2 separate regions of the Mus musculus genome follow, and region 2 is linked to region 1. A link is a contact called in ENCODE Hi-C or POLR2A ChIA-PET data. All regions are on one chromosome and are shown on one strand. The core of a region is the stretch at or near the end of the contact, and the rest is flanking DNA. Distances in the headings are between cores, read along the strand shown.

What was found. Hi-C counts contacts between places; a loop is a spot of excess contacts on that map. ChIA-PET counts read pairs that join two places held with the same protein, here RNA polymerase II (POLR2A).
Region 2: a loop to region 1 is called in a map of v-Abl transformed pro-B cells, with 2.8 times the contacts of the local background. The contact joins the promoter of Gtse1 here to the promoter of D130051D11Rik in region 1. A Hi-C loop is called at or near these places in 2 of 37 maps with a recorded cell type or tissue (T-helper 17 cell and v-Abl transformed pro-B cells). POLR2A ChIA-PET finds 5 or more read pairs at or near these places in 2 of 5 experiments (Patski and embryonic stem cell).

The regions. Positions count from the first base shown.
Region 1 is chr15:85,631,346-85,637,214 of GRCm38, forward strand. D130051D11Rik (a long non-coding RNA gene) reads left to right here and starts at 3,251. Exons shown (of 2, transcript XR_003951642.1): 1 at 3,251-4,690.
Region 2 is chr15:85,857,206-85,863,074 of GRCm38, forward strand. Gtse1 (G two S phase expressed protein 1) reads left to right here and starts at 2,502. Exons shown (of 12, transcript NM_001168672.1): 1 at 2,502-2,589; 2 at 2,799-2,890; 3 at 4,696-4,753; 4 at 4,863-5,490. The coding sequence starts at 2,866. It overlaps Ttc38 (tetratricopeptide repeat domain 38), which reads left to right. Exons shown (of 14, transcript NM_001033337.4): 14 at 1-1,617.

The DNA of each region.
Region 1 (5,869 bases), core at 2,001-4,500:
AATCAAGTACAGGAGGTACATACGAGACATCCGAACAGTGGATGGCATAAAATGTGCTGCAGAAACACTGAAACATGAGACTTTTTTAAAAAATTGCCTGTTAGTAAAGGCAAAGATAATACAACATGGTGTATAGTCACAGTGGCTATATGGGCACAGTGCCACGAACAGAGGCGGCCTTGACAATGGCGGCCTCTCCAACTTGTAGCTCTGTTTGTTATTTTATCAGAATTGTCAGCAATAAATGTATTGGTGTTTAGAGAAGAAAATGTCTCTCTCTCTCTCTCTCTCTCTCTCTCTCTCTCTCTCTGTGTGTGTGTGTGTGTGTGTGTGTGTGTGTGTGTTGGTGGTGGTTCAAACAGAAAAGATCAAGTTCAGATAAAGATCACCAGTGATTTGCTGCTTTTCCAAACCAGGCTTGCTTTCCTGCTTGGAGATTAGTACAGAGAAGCCTGAATGACGCCATCCGCAGCCACCTGGAGGGGCACCTCAATGGGCCTGAGATTTATGAACTGGGATTAGCATCTGAGAAAAAGACCCTATCCCTCCCCCATGGTTTAGCATGTAATCTAGTACTATGAAGGCAGAAAGAGGAGGATTCCTTGGGCTTGCTGGTCAGCCAGTCTGATCCAAAAGTTGAGCTCCAGTTCAATGAGAGACTCTGTCTCAAAAAATAAGGTGGGAAAAAATAATAAGGCAGAGAATAATTGAAGAAATCACTCGAAGTCTGACTCTGTCCTCCATGTATACATAAACACATACACACACTCCAAAAAGTCTTCCCACCCCAAAAATGCCTTTAGGGGGTGTTAACATAGTTGTAAGGGTATTATTGAGGAGGCTGGCTAAAGGGCTCAGGAGGTAAAGGTGCTTGCCCCACACGTTCGCCAGCTTGAATTTGATCCCTGGAACCCACATAAAAAGTCTGATTTACGTCAGGCATGTATCTAATTTCAGCACTTCGGCGAGATGGGAGTCAGAAACGGGAGAATCAGCTGCAAGCACAAGGGTCAGCTTGCCTGTACTGCGCAGCAGAAATGAGCTGCCCTCCCTCAAGGAGGTGGAAGGAGACACTCCTAAAAATCGTCCTCAGACTTCCTCATGAATATTAATAAGCTTTTTTTTTTTTTTTTTAATGTACTGTTTCCACAGCATTAGGCATCCACTCCTTGCTATGCAGCCATCAGCATCCATTTCCACACCTTCTCATCCTAAACTGAAACTCATCTGGTCACTAAGAACTTTACACTTCCTCTGGCCTCAGAGCCTAGAAACGCCATTCTCCTGTCTATGGGCTCGCCTGAGGATCTGTTGAATGGGCCTCATGATTGGATACTTTGTGTCTAGCTTTCTTCACCTAGCCCTGTTTTCAGGGTTCAATTCTGTTGTAGCTGATTGGAGAACTTGATTCCTTTCTAAGCCTGCTGATGCCCCTTTGTTTGTGTTTATGCTATCAGCTTCACCCACTGACCCATCCATGACCCTTTGGGAGCTGTTTCTAGAATTTCTACCTTTCCTCTCCTTGGAGCAGGAGTGCACAGCAGACTGACAGCATTCCTGCTTTCAAGTCCTTGGTTACATACTGACAAGAGAAATTGCTGGGCCTTGTGGTAGCTCTGGCTTTTCCATAAAGGTTTCTGTAGCAACTACGTCATTTTGCATTCCTACCAGCAATGTGAAAAGGTTCCAGATTCTCCACATACTTGCCAACACTTTTTCCATTTTTCCATTTTTGTGCTTTTTTTTTTTTTCTGTACTTGCAACCTTAGTGTGAAGTGTTTTGTGAATTTGGTTTTTTTTTTTTCCCCTCTGTTGATTGGCCACAATGAGTATCTTGTTGGCTGTATGGGTCTTAGCTACTTAGTCTTTAAAAACATTTAAGTCCTTTGCCTATAATTAAATTAGGGATTTCATTGTTGAGTTTTAGTTCTTTATGTAATCTGGACACTAGGTATCTATTTTTTGGCTACAAGTGATTTATCACTTGTTGAAACATTGTTACCTTTTAAATGTAGAAAACTCAAAAGAGGGCCGAGCTTGGTGGCTCAAGCCTTTAATCCCAGCACTCCGGAGGCAGAGGCAGGCAGATTTCTGAGTTCGAGGCCAGCCTGGTCTACAAAGTGAGTTCCAGGACAGTCAGGGCTATATAGAGAAACCCTGTCTCGAAAAAACAAACAACAAAAACAAACAAAAAACAATAACAAAAACAAAAGAGAGAAAGAAAGAAAGAAAGGAAAACTCAAAAGAGATGGAAACAAGACGGCCTATGAGAGTTAAATAACAAAGGGGTTTCCCATCTAGGGCTGTGTGGGGCCACAAATAGGGCTATGGTCAGACCCTCACAGCAACACCAGCCACAAAAAGACAAAGGGCAAGGTAGTACTGTATAGTATTGTCCCTATTTCTGTTTCAAATATACATAGAATTATAAAAATAGAAACGTCAAAATGTTAACACTAGTGATCTTAAATAATCAGAGTGTTTATTTGTTTTTGTTGTTGTTTTTTGTGTTGTTGTTGTTGGTGTTTTTGAGATATAGCCCTGACTGTCCTGGAACTTGCTCTGTAGTCCAGGCTGGTCTCAAGAGCAGAGATTCACCTGCCTCTACCTCCCAAGTGCTGGGATTAAAGGAGTGTGCCACTACCTGGCATATTGATCAGGTTTTTAAAAATTCTTGTCAACTTTCTAAATTTTCTCCAGTAACGTATGATTTTTGAGTTGGAAAATTATAAAGTTTTTGTTTGTTTGTTTGTTTGATACTAGAATGGAAGCCAAGGTCTCCTGTCTGCTAGGAAAGGACTCTACCAACTGAGGTACACCCTTAGATCAAGAACTGGGTATTTTTAAGGTATTCTCAAGTGTTACTGCAATTTTGCAAGACTCTTTACATCACGTACACAGCCTCAAAAAAGGAAAAATCTCACGAGGAGCTTGAGGGTTACCCGTTTTCTTCCTCCTTGCCAAGATTTACAAACTCCAAGGGCAGGAAAGCTTTCAGAACAGAAAAGTCTGACTAAAACGAAAATCTGATTCAAGTGAAATGCAGCCCTAAGGTTCACAGTGACAGGCTGAGAGCCCGCCCTGAGTCTGCGCAAACTCATTTAGGCCGCGCGCAGAGGCTCCGCCTCCCGCCTGCCCGCACTAAGGTTGGGCGTGCCCGGCGCCAGGTCCCGCCCACATACCTAGGCCCCGCCCCACACGCAGGCCTCGCCCCGGAGCCGCAGCCTGCTAGGCCGTAAATTTGCATTCAGAGCTGGCCGACCCAGGGCCCGCCCACTCTGTGCTTCACTCCGCCCGCACCGCCCGCGACCCCGGAAGTCGGAGATGGTGGCCCAGTGGCTCCACCTCCAGCTGGGCAAGGCTCCGCCTCTAGACAGGGCCCCGCCTCTCAGCTGCGAACCGCGGCCTCCAAGTATGCCGCACCCTGGACTTCATTTCCGGCGCAGGCTACTTAGAAGTCACGCCCCCAGACTCGAGAGGCCCCGCCCTACGTCTACCGCGAGTCTGCTTCCGGGGTGGAGCGTGAGAGTTGTGTGTTATTTTAAGGGCTGTGGGCGCCGTGGGCGCACTTCTGCCTTTTCTGCTCCCTCTGTACCCCCTCAAGGTGTGAGCGTGGAGCTTTCTAGGTCCCTAGAGGGGGCAGGCCACGGCACCGTCTTGGCGGCGGAGTCCTGGCACCGGGAACCCGAGGCCCCTCCTACTTTAGACTGTAGCCTCCCTCTGTACCAGGAGCGACGTGGCCCTGCCGGGTGCTCAGCCCTATCCAAGAAATGCAGAGCCCAGGCTAGCCCCGCAGTGTGAACGCCCCTTTTGGAGGTCTGCAGGCCCAGAGACGAGAGCGCCTATTTGTTGACAGCCACTTTTCAGGAAGGCCCGCACATGCTTCTGATGTGCTGTCGCAGGGCTCCTAGCCACTGTGGCCAGCACTGTCCCTCCACAGAGAGACAAGTCCTTCCACACCCTGGTTCTGATTCTCTGGTTTAATCTGTTCTGCTCAGCTGGAGCACATAGTTCCTTTCCGTGGTCACCTCTCGTCGCCAGCACTGCCCCGTTCATCATTCTTTATTCCTAGCCAGAAGACTTTAAGCATCCTGGAGGTGCCTGATGTCCCCACCCCAACTTGTTCACCGAGACCATCAAATAAAGGTTCTTTAACCTTTAATAATGGCTCATACAGAGGACCCACTGTGGCTTAAAACATCATGGGGTTGCTTAATCTACTAAATGTCCTGGCTTATCAACTCAGCACACTGGAGCATGTGGTTTCCCCTGGTGATGGCCAGCGTTGAGAAAGGGTGCTTATATCGCATTATCACCAGCATGGAAGAGATCAAACTCAAAATCCCAAGTAGTGTTTCTGCTGATGCCTGTCGCTTCTGCACCATTACAAGATCAACCCCCAAATGAAACATTGTAGATTGTGCATCATTTGTGCGCTGTCTTTCTTTGTACCGGAGTCAGGAGTGGGTTGCAGAAGATGGTCTCTATGATGCCTTTGAAGAACATGGAAAAGTAGGTGATTTCCAAGCATCTGGTTTGTTGGACCAAGCCTGCCAAGCCACTCTCAGGGACAGAATGTGTATGAAAGAGACCACCCAGTGTTCTCATATATAATTTTGAAGAAACCAGCCTTGTGCACTGAGAGTGCCTCTCTCTTCTGCACCTACTGCTCTCCTTGGGATAGCCTAAGGTATCTTATTGGTTCCATAGTGTCTTTCCAGGTCTTATGTGGTGGCTGTTGGCAGCAGTGGGTACCTAGCCCTGGGCTTGAGGTTCTACCTCATTTGTTTGCAATAGTCCAGATTTTCTAGACTGAAATGTGCCTCAGAGAGGCAGCCTTACAGTGCTTTGGTTTTTTGGTTTTTTTTTTTTTTCTTTCTCCATATTAGAAGACAAAGCTTGGGAACTGGATGGGCACCTCTATAAAAAGAAAACACATGGTTTCCAAGAGAATGGCCTCTCTGGTTTTTGTTTTGTTTTGTTTTGTTTTTTTCCCACCAATTGTGGACAGAGGCACACTTCAGCCCAATAATTTCAAGTGAGTCGAGGAATCTCAACTCAGAGACCAGTGCCCCCCTTTTTATGGGAAAAAAAAAGAATAAATGTGTCTTGGGTGTGGTCCAAGGAATAAGGACTCTTGGAGCTGAACAGGACTTAGTAGGAGGGTCTAGACTACTTTTGTGCTCAGAAAATCATTCTGGGTTCCACCTAAGCCAGTATAGGGTGAGTATTTACTCCTCAGGGCATGCTAGCCACAATGCAGAGAGGCCTCGCTGATTCAAAAGAGGCTTTCAGCTCCAAACCTCTAAAGAACTAAGGTTTCCCGGGAGTTCAGACTACTCTGAGGCCTCAGGCAAGCCCTTCATCTCCTTCTTTCCCTCACTCTCTTCCTCCGTCCCTTCCTTCCTTTCTTCCATCCTTTCTTTATTTCTTCCTTTCTTGTTAAAGATTTATATTATTTTAAATTTTGTGTGTGTCTGTGTGTGTGTGTGCATGTGATTATACTCATAAGAGTGCAGGTGTCCAAGGAGGCCAGAGGTGTTGGATTCCCCAAAACCAAGAGTTAGAGACAGTTGTGAGCCATCTGATTTGGGTGCTGAGAAGCAAACTTCGATCCTCTGGAAAAGAACTATGTGCTTTTGACCACTAAACCTTTTTTCACCCCTTAGTTCTTTCTTTTTGTATGTGTGTATATGTTTCTGTGGGCCATGAGTGTGGGTATTCATGCATGTGTGTATGTGGAAGCCAGAGTCTATGTACAGTGTCCTTCTCAATCATTCCTTTTATTTTTGAGTTTTAAATTTTTGTTTACGTGTACAAGTATTTTGCCTGTATTTATGTATGCCTGCCTGCATGCATATTGGTGCAC
Region 2 (5,869 bases), core at 1,252-3,751, 230 kb after region 1:
CTCTTTAGACTTCACTTGGGAGTAAATCTTGAGGGATGTGGCTTCCTTGGCTAGCTCCGATTCTGCTCCTGAGAGTGGGTGTGAGACCCTCAGCTGTCTTAGTCGGGGTTCTATTGCTGTGAAGAGACGCCATGACCAAGGCAACTCTTACAAAGGAAAACCTTTATTTGGGGCTGGCTGACAGTTTCAGAGGTTCCGTCCATTATCATCATGGTGGGAAGCGTGGCGGCATCCAGGCAGGCATGGTGCAGGAGGAGCTGAGAGTTCTGCATCTTGAGCTACAGGCATCCAAAAGGAGACCATCTTCTTGCAGCCAGCAGGAGGGTCCCTTCTGCACTGGGTGGAGCTAGGCCCTCAAAGTCTGCCCCCACAGTGACACTCTTCCTCCAACAAGTACACACCTCCTAATACTTGTCACTCCCTAGGAGGCAGAGGCAGGCGGATTTCTGAGTTCAAGGCCAGCCTGGTCTACAAAGTGAGTTCCAGGACAGTCAGGGCTATACAGAGAAATCCTGTCTCGAAAAAACCAAAAAAAAAAAAAAAAACCAAAAAACAAACAAACAAACAAACAAAAAAAAAAAACAAAAACCAACTTGTCGCTCCCTATGAGCCAAGTGTTGAGTCCATGGGGACCAAACCTATTCAAACCACTACACCAGCTTAGGGCTGCTCTGCTGTGGCAAATAACCAGATAAGTGACATAGCCATCACGAGGTTTAAGCCCATCTCCTGCTTCTGTGACAGGGACATCCCTCCTGGAAGTTGATGCAGTTCCTACTTAAGTAGGGACTGATGGGCAGGTGGGAGTGGGGAGTGGGTTGGAGGTCTCCAAACCAGATCTTTGCTTAGCCTGCTCAGAGTCCCTGCAGTCTGCTGAGGACTGGACAGGTTTTGGGCATTCATTAAAACAATTGGTCCCGTTGACTACCCTCTCCTATGGGAACCTCTGAGCAGCTCCCAAGTGCCAGGTTTGGGTTGCGTCCTAGGGAGATGGGCTTCTCTAATCTTAGCTGGATGAGGCAGCAAGTCAAGAAATTGTGTAATCGCCATAGGATTTGAAGAGGTACTGTCTCCATATCAGGGAGCCTGGGGACAGGTGCCAAGGGGGAACCTCCTCATTAGTCCTCATTATGTATATGATTCCAAATAATACATGATTCAGCCAGAAGCGGAGTCTTGCTCTCTGTCTCTTTCAGAAAGCCTTCCACCCTGCCTGTGGGCTGGTGACAGTGCCTTCTCTTTGCCCCATAGCCCTTGGCACTTGCCCTTGCTATTGAACCACTTTGTGCTGTGATCTCTGGTATTCAATGGCTTCCATTGAATGCCTTGTCTGTAAAAGCTGGTATGTGTAGGCTTTCATGAAAGAAGGCATGCATCTGCCAGGGACAGGCGACTGATCTTAAAGGGAAATGTGTATGCGTCTGGAGAGATGGCTCCATGGCTGAGCACTTGCCGTTCTTCCAGATGACCAGAGATCAGTACCTAGCGCCCACGTAGAGCCTGTAAATCTAGCCTCAAGGGACCTGACACTCTCTTCTGGCCTCTGTAGGCACTTGCATACCTGTACATACGCACACGTCGGCAAAAAAAATAAAATAAAAATATTTTTAAAGCCAAGAGAAAATGTAAATAGCAGTGAGTTACTATGGGTATGCTTTCCTGAACATCTACTATGACCTGATATGATACAAAGAGAAGTGTTGGTGAACTTTACTGCCCAGTGGATAGCCCCAGGGATGCAGGGATTTCATGCACAGGAGCTAAAGGCTTGGACCACAGATGTGACTGCCACCGTGGTCTTGCGCCCCCCCCTCCCGCCCCCGGTGTGAATCAGAAAAGCCTGGCCCTTAAAATTCCAGATACACAGAACCGGTCACCATCCCCAGCCGGTGGGAACCTTGGGTCCGACGAAGCCAGCTTGCCTACTAGTGAGCCAGACCTGGCCGATGTGTAGAGACGACATCCAGACTTGATGGCCTTCTTGATGGCTATCCAGGCCAACCCTGGACTTCCTTGAACCAACAGACCTTGAAGCCAGTTTCCTGCTCATTGCTATCCAAAGGCATCTAACATATTGGCAGCAAAGAAGTGCTAAGACCGGCTCTGTCACTCTTCTGCATTTGAGGGAAAAGGGAGGGCCTGCACACCAGAGTACAGGAGAGAGGCCTTAGGCTGCAGAGAGTACCCGGACGCATGAGAAATACTGGAGATACCAGGACAAGCACCGGAGAGAGTCGGGACAAATTCCTTCCTAGCTGCCTGACCATCTCCTATGCCCCACCATCACCGCCTCGGTCCCTTTTGCTAGCACAGCCACAGGCGGAACGCTTAAATCCTTTCTGTGTCTCCGGAGGAGGAGAGTCATGGGAACTTCCGGTGGGAGTTTCCTGCGCCCAGCGGAGCCAATCCGTGGCTTGGAGTCTTGGGCATTGGTCTTGTACATCAGCACTCTGACTACATTTCCCAGGCTGCACCGAGAGCGTCTCCTGTTTAAACAGGCCAATCGGCGGCCGGCGGAGCCGGGCGCCGCGTTTAAACCGGTGCCGGAGACCCAGCTGGATTTTATGCCTTCCCGGTCAGAGGCGAGGGGTAAGGAGTGGTCGTAGCGCTGGTCCCGGAGAGTGGGGAACCGGGTCCCGAGCCGCAGAGATCCGGGGAGGACGGGCTGCGGTGCCAGCTCTGCAGCTCAGAGCCGGAAATCCGTTACCCCGCCTCGGGGCGCACAGTCTGGGAAACCGGGAGCAAGTTGGGGCTTGCCTCTGACTTGCCTAATTCTCCCGTCCCCTTGCTTCCTGCAGCGAACTCTGTGGAAGGAGGAGACGGCCGCGACGTGCCTTCGGCCAACCAGTGGAGAGAGAGGTGAAGATGGATGCTGGTAGTAAAAAAGAAGGTAAGTCCTTTCTGTTCGTAAGGCTGTTCTGGAGTGTATTCCTTTTCACCCCAAACAAAATAGAGAGGGCTACAACAGATCAAAGAAACGAAGTCTGGATTGATAAGCAAATAAATTTAACTGAAGTTACTTACAAGGACATTAGCAATTCATAGCTCCACCACCAAAGAAGCCCCTACAACATCCCCACCCACTTTTTAAAACCACTTATGTAATCTTAAGAGGGGCCTCCCCCCACTTCCAGAAGGGCTTTAAGTGGGGGTCTTAATCTTGTGAGGGTCTCCTGTGGTTAATCACAGTTGCTGTGCTATCAAAATGGCAACAGCTTTCTCTTGCACTGAGCGCAGAGTCCCTCACTCCACCCATTCCCCTGTGGTTCATTCTTTTCTCCTCCACTGACTTACTTTGTTTGCTTTTCCTTTCTTGCTTGTTTTTTTGAGCCCTCACTTTGTAACCCGGAACTCACTCTGTAGTCCAGGCTGGCCTTGAATTCATCGAGAGCCACCTTCGGAAGCCTTCTGAGTGCTGGCAAATTCTTTGAAAAGCAAGACTTGCTACGTGGTGGCTGCACACGCCTTTAATGCCCCAACTGCAGAGGCAGGCAGATCTCTTGAGTTTTATTTCAAGGCTAGCCTAGCCTGGTCGACAGAGTGAGTTCCAGAACAGTTAGTTCTCTTTGTAAACCTACACAGTGAAACCCTGTCTAAAAGAGGGGAGGAGGAATCTTTACGATGACTTGGTTTGTGTGTGTGTGTGTGTGTGTGTGTGTGTGTATGTGTATGTGTGTGTTTGGGGGTGGTAACCAAGGTGTGCAAGCACCTGAGGGTCCCAGGGCTTGAACTCAGGTCATCAGATGTGGTGGGAAGTAACTTTGCTCCCCTGAGTCTTAGAGGGTTGATGTGGGTTTACAATTATTTTCTCCCTTTTAGGGCTGAGCACTGGGCCTTTGCACCCTATCAGGTTATGTATCCTCTTTGACACCTTAGGAGACTGCTTAACACAGTGATGCCCATTATAAGAAGCACCTCTAATGACCTAGGCTGGCAGCCCAGTCCAGTAATTTATGAGCATAAACATAAAGGTTTAGAATGCAACTTAACCAGGCTGTAACGTGCATCCTTAATGAAGCCTATGACCTTCCTCCACCTTAGGATTTTGTCCTGAATTATGTAGGTTCCCTCCGGTGAAGCAGACCTTTAAGTACTACTGGGAAGTGGCTGGTCTGTGAGAGAGAGCTGAATAAATCCACAGTTGGTTCAACCAAGGCTATGCTAGGAATGTGGATAGGCAGAGCAAAATTTTTGTTGGTGGTTTTGGTTTAGGTTTTGGGGTTTTTTTTGTTTTTGTTTTTTGTTTTGTTTTCTTTTTTGTTTTGTTTTTTTGGAAAGGGACCCGAGGAGCAGTGGTGCTCCACAGATACTCGTTGGTCTCTACTGTGAGTTTGAACCATCTTTGAACTCATCGCTGATAGATGTCTCATAATTGAATTCCAGGCTAGCTAAAGTAGTTGATCTTTAGAAAATAGCCTGTGCCTGAAGGTGACTTAGCCTTCTTGGAAACCCTAGATTCTATCATAGAGGTAAGGTTCTGTGTTTTGATGGTGGATCAGTGCACTCAGAGTGGCTCCTGGAACTTGAGAGTGGAAATGGGAAATAAGAAGGACTTGAGGTGCCCATGACAATTGATTGAATTCAGGCAACAATCTATTACTTTACTGAGAGATTCATAGCAACTGTGAAACCAGTGCTTTCCTGTTTTATGTTACCCTAAAATAACTGAACTTTTTCTCCCCATCCCCACCCCAGACTTTCTTCTTTTGGAAGATGAAAAATTTGACTTCGATCTTTCCTTGTCTTCTTCAAGGTAAACATGCGTTTTCTTCCCTAACCCCTGGTATAGACAGGTTCATCAAAGCCCCTCGCCTAGATGCTGGTGTGATTTCAGCCCTGATAATCTTTTTCTTTAAACGCAGCACAAATGAAGATGATGAAGTCTTTTTTGGGCCTGTTGGACATAAAGAAAGATGCATTGCTGCCAGTTTGGACTTAAACCGCCGGGTTCCTGGGCAGCCTCTTGCCCCGGGCTCTGGTAGCCCTTGCACCTTGAGCCCTCTCACTGGGGAGAAGTTTGTGGAGGTGTACAAAGAAGCCCACTTACTGGCCTTACAGATAGAAAGTCACAGCCGAAGAGAGGTGGCCCAGGCTGCCACGCCCCAAAATCCTGTGAACCAGGGCAAGGAAACGTTTGTGCAGGACTCACAGTTAAAAGTAAGCCTCTTTGAGAAAGAACAGAAGAGAGACAGAAGTCCCATGTCACTTAAAAGAGAGACATTCTGCCTGCCATCCTCGAGGGTGCAACCGCCCATGGGGGAGCCCCAGCTCCTGGCTTCTCCAGGCCTGCTCAGCTCCCCTGTCTCAGCAGGCCCTGCTCAGACCCAGAGCAACCAGGGTCTGCCCTGTTCCTCTCAGCCGTTGCCAAGAGAATCAAGTACCTCCCAGCCTCCAAGTCAGGCTGGGCCTCAAAAGAGGATCACCAGCAAGCTCCAGCCACCTCGGGCTTTGCCTGTGAGAGGAAGAAACCTTCACCTGGCTACAGAGAAGGTAAACCCAGGCATAGTACAGTTGCGATGTACACAGCCTCCTTGCCTCTCTTCAGCCCATGCCCTGCCAGGGAAGCCTCTCGGGAGGGGCAGCGCTCTGAGCACTGGAAAGCCCAGAATAGAACCAGAATCTGGACAGCGAAGGCAGCAGTGATGGGGAGCTGCCCGGCCGGGCCCCTCTGGGGAGCACTGCCCCTCACATTGGGCTCTGGCTGTTCTCTATGGCTGGGACTTTATACTTCTTCTGCCCGGGTATTACATGAATGTCAGGGAAATGGCAGTTGACCAGTTGTGGGAAACTCAGGGCCCTGGAGGCCTAGTTGGGGGTAGGTAGAAAGGCAGATGTCAGAGATAACTTACTTCCAGGTTTGCAGAGGAGG